Linked DNA regions of Homo sapiens: region 2 is linked to region 1. Evidence: read pairs that join two places in POLR2A ChIA-PET (ENCODE). Cell type or tissue: Panc1. All regions are shown on one strand. Each heading gives the region's core, and the rest is flanking DNA. Links, peaks and the distances in the headings are about the cores only. Region 1 overlaps GKN2 (gastrokine 2). Region 2 overlaps ANTXR1 (ANTXR cell adhesion molecule 1).

Evidence for each region. ChIA-PET counts read pairs that join two places held together with the same protein. Peaks named below come from ENCODE experiments on the same cell type or tissue, not always from the same donor. Only the 100,000 strongest peaks of a DNase experiment are listed, where the experiment ranks them.
Region 2: POLR2A ChIA-PET joins it to region 1 with 5 read pairs; 2 of 35 experiments call an interaction of 5 or more read pairs at or near these places.

What each region holds. Positions count from the first base shown.
Region 1 is chr2:68,943,606-68,952,707 of GRCh38, forward strand. It overlaps GKN2 (gastrokine 2), which reads right to left. Exons shown (of 6, transcript NM_182536.3): 2 at 7,097-7,150; 3 at 6,521-6,658; 4 at 3,542-3,652; 5 at 2,699-2,855; 6 at 1,627-1,845. The coding sequence ends at 1,763. Among named protein-coding and RNA genes, the nearest start is that of GKN2, 4.7 kb to the right of the region's middle. RefSeq lists an enhancer at 132-321. In Panc1, for the core only: no CTCF peak of the experiment used is centred there; no DNase peak of the experiment used is centred there.
Region 2 is chr2:69,232,588-69,241,689 of GRCh38, forward strand. All of the region lies in intron 17 of ANTXR1 (ANTXR cell adhesion molecule 1), which reads left to right. Among named protein-coding and RNA genes, the nearest start is that of MIR3126, 130 kb to the left of the region's middle. In Panc1, for the core only: a CTCF peak has its summit at 5,841; no DNase peak of the experiment used is centred there; H3K27ac peaks cover 1,028 bases.

The sequences.
Region 1 (9,102 bases), core at 2,296-4,795:
TCCAGTCCTCGGCCTGGCAGGCAGGAAAATTAGCAGTTTTTCGTGTTGTAGTTTGGGATGAAATCCAGTAGATGGCGCGTGAGAGCAATGGGAGATAGCTAGACTAATATTCTGCCACCCGGCTCCTTTGTGTATCCGGGCCTTTGAAGCCGTGCTCTGTGGTGCAAGGGGGAGAGGGGTGACCCCTCACCAGGTCTCCTCCTCGGTCTTGAGGGGAGGGACCCCTGATCACTGGCACTGTGGCCGTGACTTTCTGTTGTTGTTAGGTGTTCCAGGTCGTTGGGCTCCTTCAGGCAGAGGTCCAGCAGGGAGACAGGCCCCACACTTACTGGACCAGCTCTGTGGAGGGAGGCACGCCTAGGTTCCACACCAGCCCAGGAACCTGTGCGACTCACCCCTCTCTGAGAGTTTTCTGAGAGTATGGGCTCCTCTTCTGCTGAAGCACTGGGCCCAGTTCCGCACTCCGGAGCCACAGCCCTGGGACGTCCGGATCTGCTCACAGCTCCCTCCCCTGGACCCTTGGGGTTGGGATCTGTGTGCACTGGGGGATTCAAACAGCTCCCACGCTGCCGGAATGCACTCAAGTGGAGCAAAGCACCCATGCTGAGCAGCTGAGGCTGCACTGTGTACACACTCCTGTGGGGTGGCCAGGCAGGAATCCTGGGAGGGACTGGCAGGCAGGTGGGCCTGCGGGACAGATGTGCCCTAATCCCACGGGGAAGCACTTCTTCTCCCATTCTGGTGGTTATATGGGGCCAGAGCCTCTCAGAGGGAGACAGAGAGCCCTGGGGGATGAGTGCTCCCGCGGAGCTGTCTCACAGACAAAGCTTCCAGCTCCGTGCCTGCTGGAGCCCTTTCTCCATCTAATCTCTAGTGAGAGTCTCATGTCAGCTCAAACGCGGAGGCCGGGGGTCCTCTGCAGCTAGGATCCCAGAGGTCTACGGCAAGAGAATAAATTGTTATTAAAGTAATTCCTCTTTGCTCTGAATTTGCATTCAGCCGAACGTTCACGTGTGACCCAGCTTCACGATCTGAGATTTGTACACAATGTGCAATTTATTTGAAATATTGGAAGTTGCTTTTCTGCTATGTATTGACTTGGCATTTCTAGTCTTTCACTCCTGTTATGATCTTCAGTATGGTGCATCTTTTCCTGGACGTTAGGTGCTCCTTCCTCTCTCCCTTTCTCCCTTCTCACTCCAGGGCAACACATATTATTATAAAGTTTATTCAGGTTGAGTCTACTGCTTTGGTGAGTTAAAGGACATTTTAACTCATATGAATGGCCCTAAAAGCCTTCACCTGAGCATTCAACTTGTTTGATAAGCATACGCTATGTCCCTCCCCTGGCCAGGTCAAGGCCACCACCGTGTGAGCCTCTTCTCTACCCAGGTTGCTCCCATATATTTGGATGGTTAGATGGGAAGCTGGTCCAGAGGGCAGACGAAGAAATGGAAATTCGACCCCAGCTGACTAGTCCACATGTGACCCAGTGGTATTATCTGGGAATTTTCACACATTATGCACCTTATTTAAAATTCTGGCAATTTTTTTTCTTCTATATAGTGACAAAGACATTGCTTGGATTCCCTTTGCTGCTTACAAAAAACAACAAACACCAAAAAATCTATAAATACAGCATTTATATTTTCTGACTGAATCTCAAAATTAGTTGGGGCATTGGGAAAGAATTTAATTTGACTTTTGAGTGTAAACCAAGGATGTATTTCTTTGAAAAGATAAAACAAGAGGGCTAATCATCCTAAACATGAATGTCTGCACAGATTGAAATTCCCAAGATGCCCAGGAGCCCAGCCTTTGCACAGCCTCCAGCACCGACATTATCTGGAAAAGGGAAAATTTTTCAGAGAAAGAGCATTAAAAAATATATTATTGGAATTATTAGAATAATAATACATTAGCTTAAATAAAACTGACAACTTTTGGAAGTGCTGGTTGGCTCAATCCCAGTGATATTATGCCATTCTGTGTCAATGGCATACCTATGTGCCTTTATTTACTTTATGAATGAGTACTTAAAATTTTTTTCTGGGCAGTAGATATATAATAAACATAAACTCTTCTTTATCTACCTTCCAGTACTCTGAGAAATTTCCTTTGTTGTGTTCATCATCAGTTGGCCCGACCTCTTTCACTCTGGTTGCTCTGCCACATTTAGAAACTTTGTATAAAAATGACAGTAATATCTGCAGTGGCATATGTTACCCAGATGAATCAGGGTTTTTACTCCCTGTCTGTAAGTCCGCTTGGCCTCCTCTTTCCTATACCAATTCTATTCTAGATCCTGAGAGCATTTCTTAGTGACTTCCTTCTTATTATCTTCAAAATATGCTATTCTAAGGGCCCAGATGACTTTTTGCTACTTGAAATTCTTACATATGAAAGTATACAAGAATCGAGTAGTTTTTCATTGGCATCCAGAAATCCTTTACTCCATCCTCTCTTTTCACTTGTCAGCTTCTTCACTAGACTATGTGTTCCCTGGAGACGTTTAATTCATTTCTGTATTCCTAAAATTTAGCACAATTTACACACATGGCATGTAATTAATTCCCAAAGCAAACTGAACTGAGTACTGTTCCCATTTATTTGCATTTCACTTGGCACCCAACAGAGCACCTGGCACATAGTAGCTTTCAGAAAATATTTGGTGAGTGAATGACTTATTGGTACTCACGTGTGTTTTCAACCACTTCCCCCTTATACAAAGGGATATGTTTGCAGAGTTTCTCAATGGGTGACCCAAGCAGGAACCAATCCACGTCTTTGATCAGAGACTCCAGAGGGTTGTACTTGACCCAGGTGTATTTGCTGGAGAACATGTTGTCCAGAGCCTAGATCGGTATAACAGAAAAGAACAACATAAAATAAATTGACAAAAATTGGTGTACCTTATTCTAAATTGTGACAATTTTTCTCTTTCAGATTATTAAATAGAAAGAACTTAGGGATCTCAAGACATCATCTCTTTTTGAACACTCTATCTGTGAAGTAGCCTCATTAGTAATTACCAGTGTTATTTTACCTCTGGTGGCAATGAAGCCCAAAGAAAGTAAGTCCCATGTCAAAGGTAGCACCTATAAGAAGTTGTGGAGGGAGACTTAAACCTTGGGTCTCTAGCCGCAGTGCACTGTTTGTATATGTTCACTCAACTGTATTATTTCTTTGCATCTTTGGGTCATTGAATATTAGAACTTCTCTTATTATTGTTCCAGTCACCATTTCTCATAGCCCTGCTCTGAGAAGAGAAGCTGATCAGTCCTTGCTATAATGTCACTGGAATTTATTATAAATTCTTGTATTTAGGACTATATGGTGGAAATCAAGCTAAGATTTGCTCCTGCTCTTAAAAAATAATAAAATAAAAGTAAAAACACTTTAATAACTTTAATAAGTTGAGTATCACATTTATGGTAAGGCATGATAGTATGATCTTCTCCCTCACACTCTTCATTTCTCCATAAATACCAGTATTGCCTGGCTTAAGAACAGAGAATACTCAAGAGTGCCCCAGAATTACCTGTTTCTCATAGATGTACCATTGGAGATTGTTCAGAGGAGGGATGTTCTGATGGTCCATCTTCAGGATAAAGCAGGCTCTTCGGGAGAGCACCCTGGATGCAATGTAGCCCTGAGGCAGCAAGAGTACAGTTACTGTTCCTCCCTAGTTCCCTGAATCTGAACTTGGTGAAGATGATGCCTGAACCTCGGAAGAAAGACTTGAACATGCACAGTGAATATATGGTGGGATTGCTCTCCAATCTGCAATCAACTTTATCCACTTGACTTATTTTACATAACATTTTCATTTTTTCACTTGTCATTTCTACCCCTTTGAAATTGTGCAAACCCATGACTATATTCTGCTTTTCATGTCATGGAACCAGGGTCTGCAGTTTGAGGTTTGAAAGATTGAGAAGAAGCACTACTCTGTCTCTTTCCATTATTTTATTATTATTATTACCATTATTATTATTTTTTTGAGACAGACTCTCACTCTGTTGCCCAGGCTGGAGTGCAGTGGTGCAACCTCAGCTCACTGAAGCCTCCACCTCCCTGGTTCAAGCAACTCTCTTGCCTCAGCTTCCAGAGTAGCTGGGACTACAGGTGTGCACCACCATGAACAGCTAATTTTTTATGTTTAGTAGAGATGGAGTTTCACCATATTAGCCAGGCTGGTCTCAAACTCCTGATCTCAAGTGATCCACCCACCTTGAGCTCCCAAAGTGCTGAGATTAGAGGTGTAAGCTACTGCATCTGGCTTCTTTCCATTAATTTTATTCTGCTTCCTCCCCAGTTTGGGGTAAATAGAATATTTTTTAGAACTGTGCTGTCCTGGCCAGGTGCAGTGGCTCACACCTGTAATCCCAGCACTTTGGGAGGCCGAGAAGGGCAGATCACAAGGTCAGGAGATCGAGACCATCCTGGCTAACATGGTGAAACCCCGTCTCTACTAAAAATACAAAAAATTTAGCCGGGCGTGGTGGCGGGCACCTGTAGTCCCAGCTACTCGGGAGGCTGAGGCAGGAGAATGGCATGAACCCGGGAGGTGGAGCTTGCAGTGAGCCAAGATCACACCACTGGACTCCAGCCTGGGTGACAGAGCGAGACTCCGTCAAAAAAAAAAAACAAAAAAAAAAAACTGTGCTGTCCAATATGATAGTTATTAGCTATATGCCACTATCTAAATTTAAATTCAAATTAGGTAAAATTTAAAATGCACTTCTGTTACAAATTTTGAGTACTCAATAACCACAGGCGGCTGGGGGCTTCCCTATTGGAAATTCAAATCTAGAACACTTCCACCGCTGCAGAAAGTTCTGTTAGACAGTGCTGCTTTAGGAGCTCTCATAAGCATACCCATACCCACACTCATGCACGCTCACACACGTCTCATCTATCCTCCCCTCATTTGCCATCTTTTCTTCCTCTCCAGTTTTCCCCATCCCTTCTCCATCTCAAACCCAAGCTGGCTGGAGAGGGATGGGTTGCAATAAGGTGGGATTGAAAGAGCAATGGAGGGTGAAGACCCTGGGGCCAGATGGGACCTAAGGCCACTGAGTCTTCACCTGGAGTGAAAATTGTCTCTACAGAGTTCCAAATAATGATATACCCTAGAAAGCTGTATCTAATAGAAATCTTTCTGGTTCTTATTTTTCAATTCTCACAAATTGTCAGTTCCTAAAATTCAAAAAATAGACAGAGGCTGAGCCTGGTGATAATGGAAGAAGCTTAAAGCAAATCCTCACTTCTCCATTTTTTTTTAAAGACAGTTTTGGGATTTCCATGACAGTTGCTTAAAAACAATTTCAGTGCCACTTCCTTTTAAACCACATTTTCTAATGACTCTATACTTTCAAATGTGTGATTGAACTGCCAACACCAATGGGAAAGAGGAACGTGAAGACATTTCTAGAAGAAAAGGGACAGAAAATCATGTTCAAAAGTCTAGTGAGATGAGCAGGAACCTACTTATATCCATAGTGCATAGCTTGGAACCTAGGTAGAAGCAGGTTCATAATTCGTTGGTGGAAGAAATGGAAAACAAATGAATAAATAACTGATGAAGGATATGTTTTCTGAGCAGGTTTCTGTGACTTATTGTTAATGCCAGTATCTAACACTTGAAAATAGTTTAGTGCTTTTAGTTAGCAGATTTTCTTTCTTACAGAAAAAGTATGATTTTTTGCCTACCCTATGTACATAATTAAATGTGTATAGTTGCTCTGGATTTCTGCTATGTTGTGATTGCTTTGTGATTGTTCTTTTTATTATTTTATATTTTTTAATTATTTATTTATTTATTTTTTTGAGACAGGATCTCGTTTTGTCACCCAGGCTGGAGTGCAGTGGTGCAGTCTCAGCTCACTGCAGCCTTGACTTCCTGGGCTCCAGCAATCCTCCCACCTCAGCCTCCCAAGTAGGTGGGACCACAGGCCCGCACCACCACACCCAGCTAATTTTTGTATTTTTGGTAGAGATGGGATTCTGCCATGTTGCCCAGGCCAGTCTCCAACTCCTGGGCTCAAGAGATCCTCCCGCCTCAGACTCCCAAAGTGCTGGGATTACAGGCATGAGCCACTGTGCCTGACCAATTGTTCTTTTTCTGCATGATGTTCTGTGTTAGAAGCCCTATTCATTCATTTGTTCACTCAACAAATGAGTTTGAGTGTCTGCATGCCGGGCTTTGCTTTGGACTTTGGTTACTCTTCTTTGCACTTTCTGAGCCTGTAGTGGGATAATAGCATTACTCTTCCAATTTCTACCTGAAAAGGTCAAGCAAATGCATATGTTTCCTGTCATATGTTTTTCTTCAAAATGGTTTTGTTTTTTTAACCAATTGCTTGATTATTTAAAGAGAAAAGTGAAAGTGAGGAATTCTTAAAGAATTGCAAGGTTAAGTCTAAGAATTCAAGTATATATGCCCCATATATATATAGATCCCTCTGCTCTTTAGCAAACTAGTCCTGATGAATATGAAAATTCATTTGCTGCTTACATGTTTATAGTCAAAAATTGTGGTAGAAGAGCATGATCCTGCATGGATGTTAATGATGGCGGTATTTTTTTCATTATCAATTGTCACTGTCTCCTGAACATTGCCACCATTGTTGCTTGGGCTGATGATGTTAAAAACCTAGATTGAAAAGAAAGACAAAATGTTTTTCCATAAATCTTATATATTTGAAAGGCAACTCTTCCAACAAAATAAAGCAGCTGCCTGCTATGAACAAGGGATTAAAAACTAAAACTGTCCACTGGGGTCCCAATCCAAAAACTTATGATGCCATAAGAAGGCAAAGCTTTTCCTTAGAGTTTACTATATTATATATGGGAGAAGCAGTGATATCACAAGAGAAATGAGACTGACCACATTTTAAAGCAATGGCTTACATTTGCAAAGGTATTGTGGTTGGAGAGGAATAGCCAAGCTCATTATTTCCATTATTGGTTATTTCTGAGATTCCATCCCAAATAAGGCATATGGCCTCTCTACTGTCTTCAGGCTCTCTTGTACCTTCCCTTTCCTCTCCCAACATCTCTAAGAGATAAAGTCCATAAGGAACCAACTCACCTCGTATCCATGAGATTGTATCCCAAAGATGGTCAGCACCACCAGAAATGCCACCTGAAAAACAGACCCACCACATCCATTCTTTATAGGGTAGTCATTGAGTGTGGGACAGGAGGAAACACTGGACAGGAAAGGCACAGATATCTCAGAAAATGTACACCTAGAGACACTGAGTGGCCACAGATGGTCAGCACTCCCTTTCCACGCACACATTGATTGGCTCACACATTGGCTCATTTAACAGGCATTTGTTGAGTTCATTCTATTTGCCAGACACAGGGTGCTACAATTGCCACCTAATTCCCAACTCTTTCTAGCATTATAACCATGTAGATAGTAGGAGAAACCCGGGGCAGATGAGCAGTGAAGGATTCATTTCACTATGGAAATACTCTGGTATGATTCACACTAGCTTTGGATAACAGTGGTCAAATTGTGTCCTCTAAAAAAATAATTAATTAATTAATTAATTTTAAAAAACTTTAATCCCTTAAGACTGAGAGGGTAATACAGATTTAAAATGAATCATGGGTGATAAAGACCTGACAGGTTCCTAAGGGAAACTATGAAAATAGAATGCTTGGGAGCACAATTAACTTTTGAGGCTGACATCAAGTAAAACCCCCATATTCTCCTATGCCTTAGTGATACTATCACACAAGTGCTGGGCCCACAGGTCGTGAGCTGACATTGAAGCAGTTCTGATATTTTGCTGTAGTTCTGTAAGAGTCTGTTCCAACATGCTAACCCAGGTTTTGTACCCTCTCTTCTGAACATCAGTGAACTGTACTATCGCTGAAAACTACATCAGTACATAGTTGACTGCACTGTCATTTGAAAACTGCTGATGAAAGGAGTCTTGGGGAAGGGGGATATTTTTAAGAACTGTCAGTGGGACTTTCCTACTTCCCTTTCCATCCCACCCTTAATATTTCTCTTCTGGGGACTGGGAGTAGAGCATCTAACAAAGACCTGTGTGCTGATATTCAGCCTTCCATAGGGATACATCTTCTCTTACCACAGACCAGCTCCAGCAACATATGATACTCCCGTATATTCTAGTTAATGAGTCTAAAATAGTGGTTTGAACAAGTAGTCGAAGGACTAAACCACTTTAATGGTATGATTAGAGAGAGCTTGGGGAGTGTCCTCTGCCCCAAAATGATCTCCCTTCCAACACTGTGGTTAATACACCATGGTTATATAATACTTTTGTGCTTCAGGGTTAGGTCTCAATTTGGAAAATCAAGACAGCCCTGAGAGAGGGAGCTCTTTAAGCTGATAGTCTTTAACACTTTAGAAAGAGGTACTTAACATTTTGCTTTCTCCCTTAGCAGCTGAATGAGAATAAAGGACAGAGACTAGGGGAGCGAATTCCATTCTAGGTCAGAACATAGCCCACTGTCCATGGGGCACTGCAATGTGGAACTACGGAGGCTGGGATCAGATGGAGGGGTGGAGTGGCCATAGAAGGAACGTTTTGTCCTAAGGGAGAATTTAGTCATAATGAGAGGACATTGAAGACACTCTGGCTGCTTAAATTTGCCATGATTGCGCCTGCAAGTGGGGATTCAGATGGATAAATTACATTCTAAATCCCACATTTACGGGCTTGGGAAAATCACATTCCTCTGCCTCTCAGTCTCCTTATCTGTAAAACGGGGAGAATACTACTCAACTCATAGGGTTGTTGCAATGAATAGATGAAATTATTCATGTGATATGCTTAGTCTAAGGCTTAGTATGCATTTGAGAAATGAGAGGTACTATTATTACTATTACTGATATTATTTTTAAACTACAGCTTCTCTCTTAGATAGCAAATGTAGTTGTTTTAAATAGCCCAAATTCCCTATGAAGCTCATAATAAAGGATTATTATTAAACATCCTCCAAATCAAAATTATCTAGAGATTTCTTTGTATTTTTGAATTTTCTTTTAAGTAAACATCTCAAAACAGGAAAAGGACAAAAAAAGTCAGACTTATTCAACACTATTTCTGCCAA
Region 2 (9,102 bases), core at 3,459-5,958, 290 kb after region 1:
GGATCCTAGAAAATAATGACAATTGGAACATCTCAATAAAAACTTGTGGGATTTGGAAACATCATAGCCTTAAATTCTTTCATTATTAAACAAGAAAAAATGAAAACAAATGAGATAAGAATTAGGTAAAACTTAGAAAATAATATGAAACAAATCTACAGACAGCAGAAACACGGAATCTATGAATAAAAAACAAATTAATGAAAACAAAGCAAAATCAGTAGAAGCAAGAAATAAGTCTTTAAGAATTTCTTTGGAACTACCAGTATCATCGATGAATCTTTGAAAGACAAATCCAAAAAGGAAGGTTAGAACATGAAAATATGTAATTATTAAGAAAGACAAAAGGACTATCACAACGAAGGAGATTTGTTTACCTGTAAGAATGCCCTGTGAACAAAGTACAAATCTATGCAAATGCTTCTAAAATCTTGATGAATTATTTTCTAAGAAAGGATAAATTACAGAAATTGACTCAAAAAAAGTACAAAACCTGAATAAATCAATATCTGTGGCAAAAATTTTTAAAGGCATCAAAGAACTATACTTTTAAATAACAGCATGTCTAGAAAATTTTTGAGAGAATTATCTCATGCTTGTGTACTTGTTATACGACAAGTAATTCTTATGCTATTTCAGAAATACAGAACATATAAAAAGATGAAAATCCTCCCAAATTGTTTTGTGAAGTTAACATAATCTTGATGAAAAGTAGCTCACAACAAAAGAAACATGGCCAAATTCACCTGTGAATTTGGGTGCAAAAATCCTAAATCAAAGAGAATTAATTTCAGAACTTTTCAAAAGTTTGTTTCAGAAATGTGCAGATAATTTTTATTAGAAAAAAATTTATAAAATATATATCAGTAGGTGAAAATATAGGAAAAATATAATGATCTTGATATCAAAAAGATTCTGATAGAATTTAAAATATTACTTTTTGAAACTATCAACTGTGAATAGGAAATTATTTCCTTAACATTAATAAAAATATCTATCAATAGGGTTATCTTACTTTATATCAAAAAGGTGTTTGATATTTGCTTAAATTTTTTTAAACACTTAAACTGGAATTAAAGTATATTTTTAACAGAAGTAAGGATATCTAAACTATTATGAAATACTGAAGGTATTCCCACTAAAGACAAGAATAAGATAAGGACACCTGACATCACTTCTAATCAATGCAATAAAACAAGAAAATGTAATAATAAGTAAATATTAGAAATGGAAAATATTAAATTATATCAACAGAAATACTGTAAGAGAATTCAGTAAAATATTTAAATACAAAATAAATATACTAAGAGTAGGATGCTAAAATAGAGAAAAGAAACTTTACAATAGCAACAATAAAATAAATCTAGGAATAAATGTTTAAAAGAAGGCTGGAACTTACATTCGAAAATCACAAATTTGGAATGTGCTATTGATGGATGAGAAAACATAAAAATATAAAAGGCCATTTTCTCCAACTTAATTTATGAATTACATTATTCTAAGTTATTGTTTGGAAGAACAATCAGATGAGAATAGTGCAGATAATTTTGAAAAATAATAAAGATAGACTTATAAGATCAATATTACAATATGTTGTGGAACTATAACAGTGGAAACTGCTGCTACAGATATAGAGAGACACATCAGAGAAGTGGAACAGAGATCTGAAAACACAAATGAAAGAACAAGTGAGAATCTGCCATATAAGGCTGGCATTAAATTAGTTGGAAGGTGGTAGATTATTTAACAAATGGTATTTCTAAGTTAGCACAATTGGCTGATTTAGAAAAAGATGAAATAAATTTGAACTTGCACCTCACACCTCATAGCAAAATATATTCCAGATGATAATAGTTAACATTTACTGGGTAATTTTATATGTCAGGCACCATTCAAAGTTATTTATAGTCTGGGCACAGTGACTTATGCCTGTAATCCCAGCACTTTGGGAGGCCAAGGACTCCTGAGGTCAGGAGTTCGAGACCAGCCTGACCAACGTGGTGAAAACCCATCTCTACTAAAAATACAAAATTGGCCAGGTGGTGCACTCCTGTAATCCCAGCTACTTGGGAGGCTGAAGCAGGAGAATCGCTTGAACCTGGGAGACAGAGATTACAGTGAGCTGAGATTGCACCATTGCACTCCAGCCTGGGCAACAAGAGCAAAACTCCGTCTCAAAAATTTAAAAAATTTATTATTTTCATTAATCCTTACAATAATCTCATGAGCTAGGATCAATTATTTAACCCATTTTACAGAAAAGAAAACAGAAGTTAATTAATTTGTCCAAGATAACACAGTAAGTTGCAGAACCAGATCTCTTGAATCCTAGTAGTTTGGCTCTTTAGTCCACATTCTATAAACATTCTATAAACATAGAAAAGTGAAACTATAACATAACTAAAAAAAAAAAAAAAGAATGATGAAAGCTTTTTTTTTTTTTTTTTTTTTTTGAGACGGAGTTTCACTCTTGTTGCCCAGGCTGGAGTGCAATGGCACAATCTTGGCTCACCGCAACCTCCACCTCCTGGGTTCAAGCGATTCTCCTGCCTCAGCCTCCTAAGTAGTTGGGATTACAGGCATGTGCCACCACGCCCAGCTAATTTTGTATTTTTAGTAGAGACAGGGTTTCTCCATGTTGGTCAGGCTGGTCTCAAACTCCCGACTTCAGGTAATCTGCCCATCTTGGCCTCCCAAAGTGCTAGGATTACAGGCATGAGCCACCGTGCCCAGCCCTGATGAAGGCCTTTCTAAGGGATATGAAAAAATAGACTCTATGGGCCAGGGGCAGTGGTTCACGCCTGTAAATCCCAGCACTTTGGGAGACCAAGGCTGGTAGACCATCTGAGCTCAGGAGTTTGAGACCAGCCTGGGCAACATGGTGAAACCCTGTCTCTACCAAATATACAAAACAATTAGCCAGGTGTGGTGGTGCATTCCTGTAGTCCCAGCTACTTGGGAGGCTGAGGTGGGAGGATCACTTGAACCCAGGAGGCAGAGGTTGCAGTGAGCTGAGATCACACCACTGCACTCCAACCTGGGTCACAGAGTGAAACCCCGTCTCAAAAAAAAAAAAAAAAAAAAAAGAATAGACTCTATGGATTGATATAATTGGCTACCCACATAAACTTATTTAACTTCTGTACATCAAAAAATACCATCAGTAAAATTTTAAAAATCACAAACCAAAAAAAAAAAAAAAATAGCTTACATAACCAGTGTATTAGTCTGCTCTCATACTGCTATAAAGAACTACCCAAGACCAGATAATTTATAAAGAAAAGAGGTTTAATTGACTCACAGTTCTGTATGGCTGGGGAGGCCTCAGGAAATTTACAATCATGGCAGAAGGGGAAGCAAATATATCTTACATGGCGACAGGTGAGAAAGCATGTGAGCGAGCACAGGGGAACTGCCCTTTATAAAACCATCAGCTCTCATGAAACATATTCACTATCATGAGAACAGCATGGGGAAAACTGCACCCATAACCCAATCACTTCTCTTTCTCGACACGTGGGGATTACAATTCAAGATGAGATTTGGGTGGGGACACAAAACCTAACCCTATCAACCAGTTTCATCATTACTCTATAAAGAGCTCTTACAAATCAGTAAAAAAGATCAATAAAAAAAGATCAAAACCTCAGTAAAAGTGGGCAAAGTATATGAGCAGACAAATCATATGTAGTGTGTGTGTGTATATATATGTGAGTTTGTGTATATATATGTGTGTATGTGTGAGTGTATATATGTATATGTATACACACATATATCTTTACATATATACACACACATTTTAAAAACTTTCATCTCACAAATAATAAGACAGTGAACAGGGAAACAATAATACAATTCCTTCAGATAGTCAAATTGGCAAAAATTTTTAATTCTAAAACTCTGTAATTGAAAGTGTAGGGAAATAGAAATTCTCATAAAATAGTATTGGAACTATGAATGAATATCACTTTTTCTAGAAGACAGTTTGACAATATATTATCAAAAACTGTTAAAATGTGCATAAACTTTGACCCAGAAATTCTACCTCAAACAATTTGTTCTAAAACAATTGACAGATGTATGAAAATATTTATGGATAAATAGTTTTATCACAGCACTGTTTATAATAGAGACAAATTAGATACACTCTTAATACCCAACAACAAAGAAATTCTTAACTGCATTTGGTGCTTCCATGTGATAGAAGATTATGCAACCATTGAAAATGACAGGGGAGAAATGGTCACAGTAAACTACTTTAAAACTTTCATACAGGATGATCCCATTTTTGTAAATAAATCCACCACTGGGTGTGTGTCTGTGTTCTGTAAAGATAAGCACAAAATATTAATTCTGAATGCTATAATTTAACATTCCCTTCTCCCTTCCTTTTTTTGTGTATTTTTCAAATTTTCAACAAAGAACTGTGTAATCAGATGGAAAAAGGGGATTTTATCATTAAATAAGTCATATCTCAACATTAATTCTTGACAGACCTTGTATTTACACATGTCCCACTAAAGAGATGCCATTTTTATTTCTACCCTTTCCTTCATTTTTCTAGTTTCCTCGTGTTACCAAATATTTCCTGTGTGCTTTCATCTTACCCTCAGTTCTGGCATCCAAAGACATTATTATGGAGAACGTGCCAGTATGTGTGTCAGCAAAATGAATCAATTAAAAGAGTTGACCTTGGATCCCTTTCCATGAACAGCACATAAAAGGCAGGCTATTATGAGATTTATAGGCAGGGCAAGTTTTAAGTGGAGAAAAGGGAGCCGAGAAGGATCAGAGCATCACCACTCACAACACACCCTTCTCTTTGCCCGTGGCTCCAGCTTTGGGGAAGGGGAAGGAGCAAGACAGGGTCTCACTCTGTTGCCCAGGCTGGAATGCACTGCAGCAGTGCCATGATAGCCCATTGCAGCCTCAAACTCTTGGGCATCCTTCTGCCTCAGCCTCCCAAGTAGCTAGGGCTAAAGGCACACACATCAGGCTAATTTTTTTTATTTTTTGTAGATACGGGGTCTCACTGTGTTGCCAGGCTGGTCTCTAACTCCTGGGCTAAAGTGATCCACCTGCGTTGGCCTCCTAAAGTGCTGAGATTACAGGCATGAGCCACCTCACCTGGCCAGAAAGATAACTTTGAATGCATCTGTGTATCTACACATTTTTATATATACAGGTATACATACATTTTATACATACCTCTATCTATACATATGTAGACATGCATATATATGTATGTATATGCACATTTTTATTTATATATATGTGTGTGTGTGCACACGTGTATGAATTTTACATGGAAAGCCAAAATATCAAAGTGAAAGGGAAAGGCTGAAAGCAGGAAGACTGGTTTACTTGGTGGCCAAGTGTTAGAAGATGAGCAACAATGAGGGCAGGGCAGAATGAATGAGTATGAAGGATCTTTATGAAACAGAATCAGAGCTTTCTCTGCTTCTCCCTGACTGTGGCAGAAGATGGCTGCTCCCTCATCCCCAGCTTCCCACTTTACATTCCCTCTATTCAAATGATCAGTCCTGACTAACTAACTACCTGTCACTCAGTGGTCATTCCAAATTCGCAGGAGAGAGAATCTGATTGGTCTAGCTCAGCATAGTTGTCCAATCAACTGGTCCAATCAACTGTGGCCAAGCTCAGGGTCACAGATCACAAATGTGGTTGCTGGGGTCCATTTAACTACTGTCTGTCTTCACCTCTAGACTATATTCTTCATGAGGACAGGGACCTCAACATTTGCTCAATACTGTCTGCAGCACCTTTGAGGACATAGCCGGCACTTAAAACCCATTTGTCAAAAGGATAAATGCATAAATAAATTAACAAATGAAGAGAATCATAGTGTAGAAGGCTAACTATTAAGTCATCCAATCCAGCCATCCATTCATTGTTGATGTGTTTAATTCATCAGTAGAGCACCACCTTCGGCAGGATTATGTCAATTGCCTTCAATATGTCGATGAGGTTTTGTGGTCTAGCCTGAGTTTACAAGAATGATTTAAGTTAGAAACTATGCTCATAATTCCAAACAACTGACTTGGGAAACCTAATTCATTAGTAACTTGAGAAATACCTACAGCCCTCCAAACAAGGTAATCAATGGGAGAACTAGGCCAGAGAGAAAAGGTATTTGTCAGAGGAAACTTGGCATGTATGTTATACTTTTACGATCTAATTATTTTAGTGTTCTTCCTGTGGAATCCATTTTCCTTAGATGACCTCTGTTCATAGGAAACTATTTGGTTTAATCTGTGGAAGCCATAGCATATTTTTAACCATCTCCAAAGTCCAGCTCCCTCTCCACGGAGCGTGCCTGATGCCCAAACAGATGTCTCATAACACAGCACACATGAGCTCACCACTGGCAAGTCTTTTGCACACAATCGGCCCACACCTCTTCTCACATCTCCCTGTCATCCCACAAACCCAAATTCAGAAGTTGCAGGCAAGCTCAAACTCTTACCACAATAATAGAAAAGCAGAAGGCAGACCTCCAATTTTGAAGTTTCAATTTATTAATATTTTTAAAAATCTAATGACCAACCAGAAAAATATGCAATACAAAGCATTAGCCAAACTAATTAGTATAAAGAAATGTGCAAACTGGCTGCCCCAAAAGAATTCAGATTAAATTATCCAAGGAAAAGGTTTCAAAGGAATTCAAATTTTGATGGAGGCCAGGTGCGGTGGCTCACACCTATAATCCCAGCACTTTGGGAGGCCAAGGCTGGCGGATCACCTGAGGTCAGGTGTTCAAGACCAGCCTGGCCAACATAGCGAAACCCCGTCTCTACTAAAAATACAAAAAAAATTAGCCAGGTGTGGTGGCACACGCCTGTAATTCCAGCTACTTGGGAGGCTGAGGCAGAAGAATCGCTTGAACCCAGGAGGCAGAGGTTGTAGTGAGCCGAGATCACTCTCACAGAGTGAGACTCCATCTCAAAAAAAAAATGTTGATGGAATTATAGAATATTAGGGCTGAAAGGCCCTTGAACGTCATCTAGCCGGTACAACTTAATTGGACAGATGAAGAAACCGAAGCCCATAGAGAGAAAGTGACTTGCCCCAGGTTTCACAGTGAGTATGTTAGTGGCAGAACTAGAGGTAGAACTCTGCCTCCTGACTGCAACCCACAAGGCAGACCACAGCCCCCAGCACCAGTGTCCTGTCTCTAAATGCCTCAGACCATCAATGCCTGGAGTTCAAACCCAAGGAAATCCAGAACCTGATCAACAAGATCTTTCATCCTGACCATTTCATCATAACCATTTCAGAATATGTCACCTCCAATTTAGGCAAAGCTTTTTGTTGAGAACAATTTCCTTTAATAAAGCAATCGAAGGTAACCCAAAAAGTATTTTTAGAGGTAACATTAACCTTTCAAGTGTGGAAGCCAAGGGAAGTACATAGGATTCTTGCTATCCTTTCTCCAAGAACCTAGGAGATGTCCAAGGAGACCATGGGGAGGTGACTGAGAAGCCCTAAACTCATAGCTGTGTTCCTGGATCCTTGACCTTTGGAGAGCTTAAACCTGCAGGGAAAAATCAGAGCTTTCTAAGACATCTTGCTGCACCTCGGAGCTCCGGTGTGTGAGCAGTACTTGTTGAGTGCCAACTTGAATGTTGGGCTCTTTAGAGCAACACTAGGCTCCACAGGAGAAGCCCTTGAGGGTGCCTCAGAGGTGCTCACCAACCAGTTAAGGAGCAATGTTTCTAATGGGAAACATTTAGAGTAGGGTTCCACATGGCAAATTATATTCCTCATTGAACAAATATTTGTGGAGGGCATAGGGTGGACCAAGCTGGACATCTTGCAAGAAAAGAGTAAGACATCAATTGAAAGCCATAAGCACGCACCAGATCCCAAAGGGCTGTGTATGCCAGTGGAGGTGTTTGGCTTTTATTTTAAAGGTGATGGGGAATCACTGAAGAATTTTGAGCTGGAGAGTGAATTGACCAGACTTAGGTTCGGGAACAATCGTTTGACTATGTCAAGAGCTGCTGGATTGTGGTCAAGTGCTACACTGTGTGATGCTATCTACAAGTCTTTCAAGAAATCATTTGCACTTTTAGTCTATATTCAGGAATACAGTATAAAGAGGATGAGTTCCTGAGGCAAACAGAGCTGGGTTTTAATCCCACTCTGCCACTTACTGGCTGTGTAGTCTCGAGCAAGTTATTTAAATAGGTGTGAGACTTTAGTTTTTTTTCTGTACAATGAAAATACTGATACATAACTGACAGAGTTTTGATGATAAGTAAAGACACTAATGTACCTGGACGTTTCAAATAGTCCTCCCACCACCATTAGATACACCCAAATCAAAATGGCACTTTCAAGCCTAGGAGGAAGGCCAGCTGGCATCCTAAGCCTTCATTTAGCTGGAGATATTGTTGCATTTTCTTCTTAGAATTTAATCTGAGAAATTTTTGCTAATGTGTGAAAATAATTGGCATTCATTCCTGTAAATGAGGATGCTGAGGTAAACTGAGGTCAAAGCCAAATCTTGGATCGGAATCAAACCACCCAAAACCAATACTGTGGAAAATAAAACTGGGTCACAAAGACCAGTGTTATGAAGCGAGAGTTCCAATCGTCCTAGCAACCTTTTAACCAAACACTGGTGCAGATTTGCTGGCCTACATGACGGTGAGAACATCTGGCCTTTCTATTATCCTCTTGCAAGCAAAAAACGATGTTGTGTAAACTGATCTTTAGGCCAATTATATGGTCTAAATGTTACCGTGTTTATGCTGGCACCTCTGACTCCAGGTTTTAAGAACTTATTGTAACCACACCCCTCTTACAAAGACTGTGGGTCTTACTGTATATTACCCCAGGGATTTATTGATGCCGAGTCTGCACCTTTTTTCAGGAAGATAAATTCAACATCAGTCAAATTGTGTGCAGTGCACTGTGGGAGGTCCTATAAGAAATAAGTTACAGGACTTGGTGGCAACAGGAGGAGAGAACAAACATAAGAGTGCAGGCTCTAGGGGCTGCTTTGTTTTTCCCTACAATTTTGCTACATTTTTTCCTATTTACCAGTTGTATTATAGAAGCCAGATGTGGAGTATA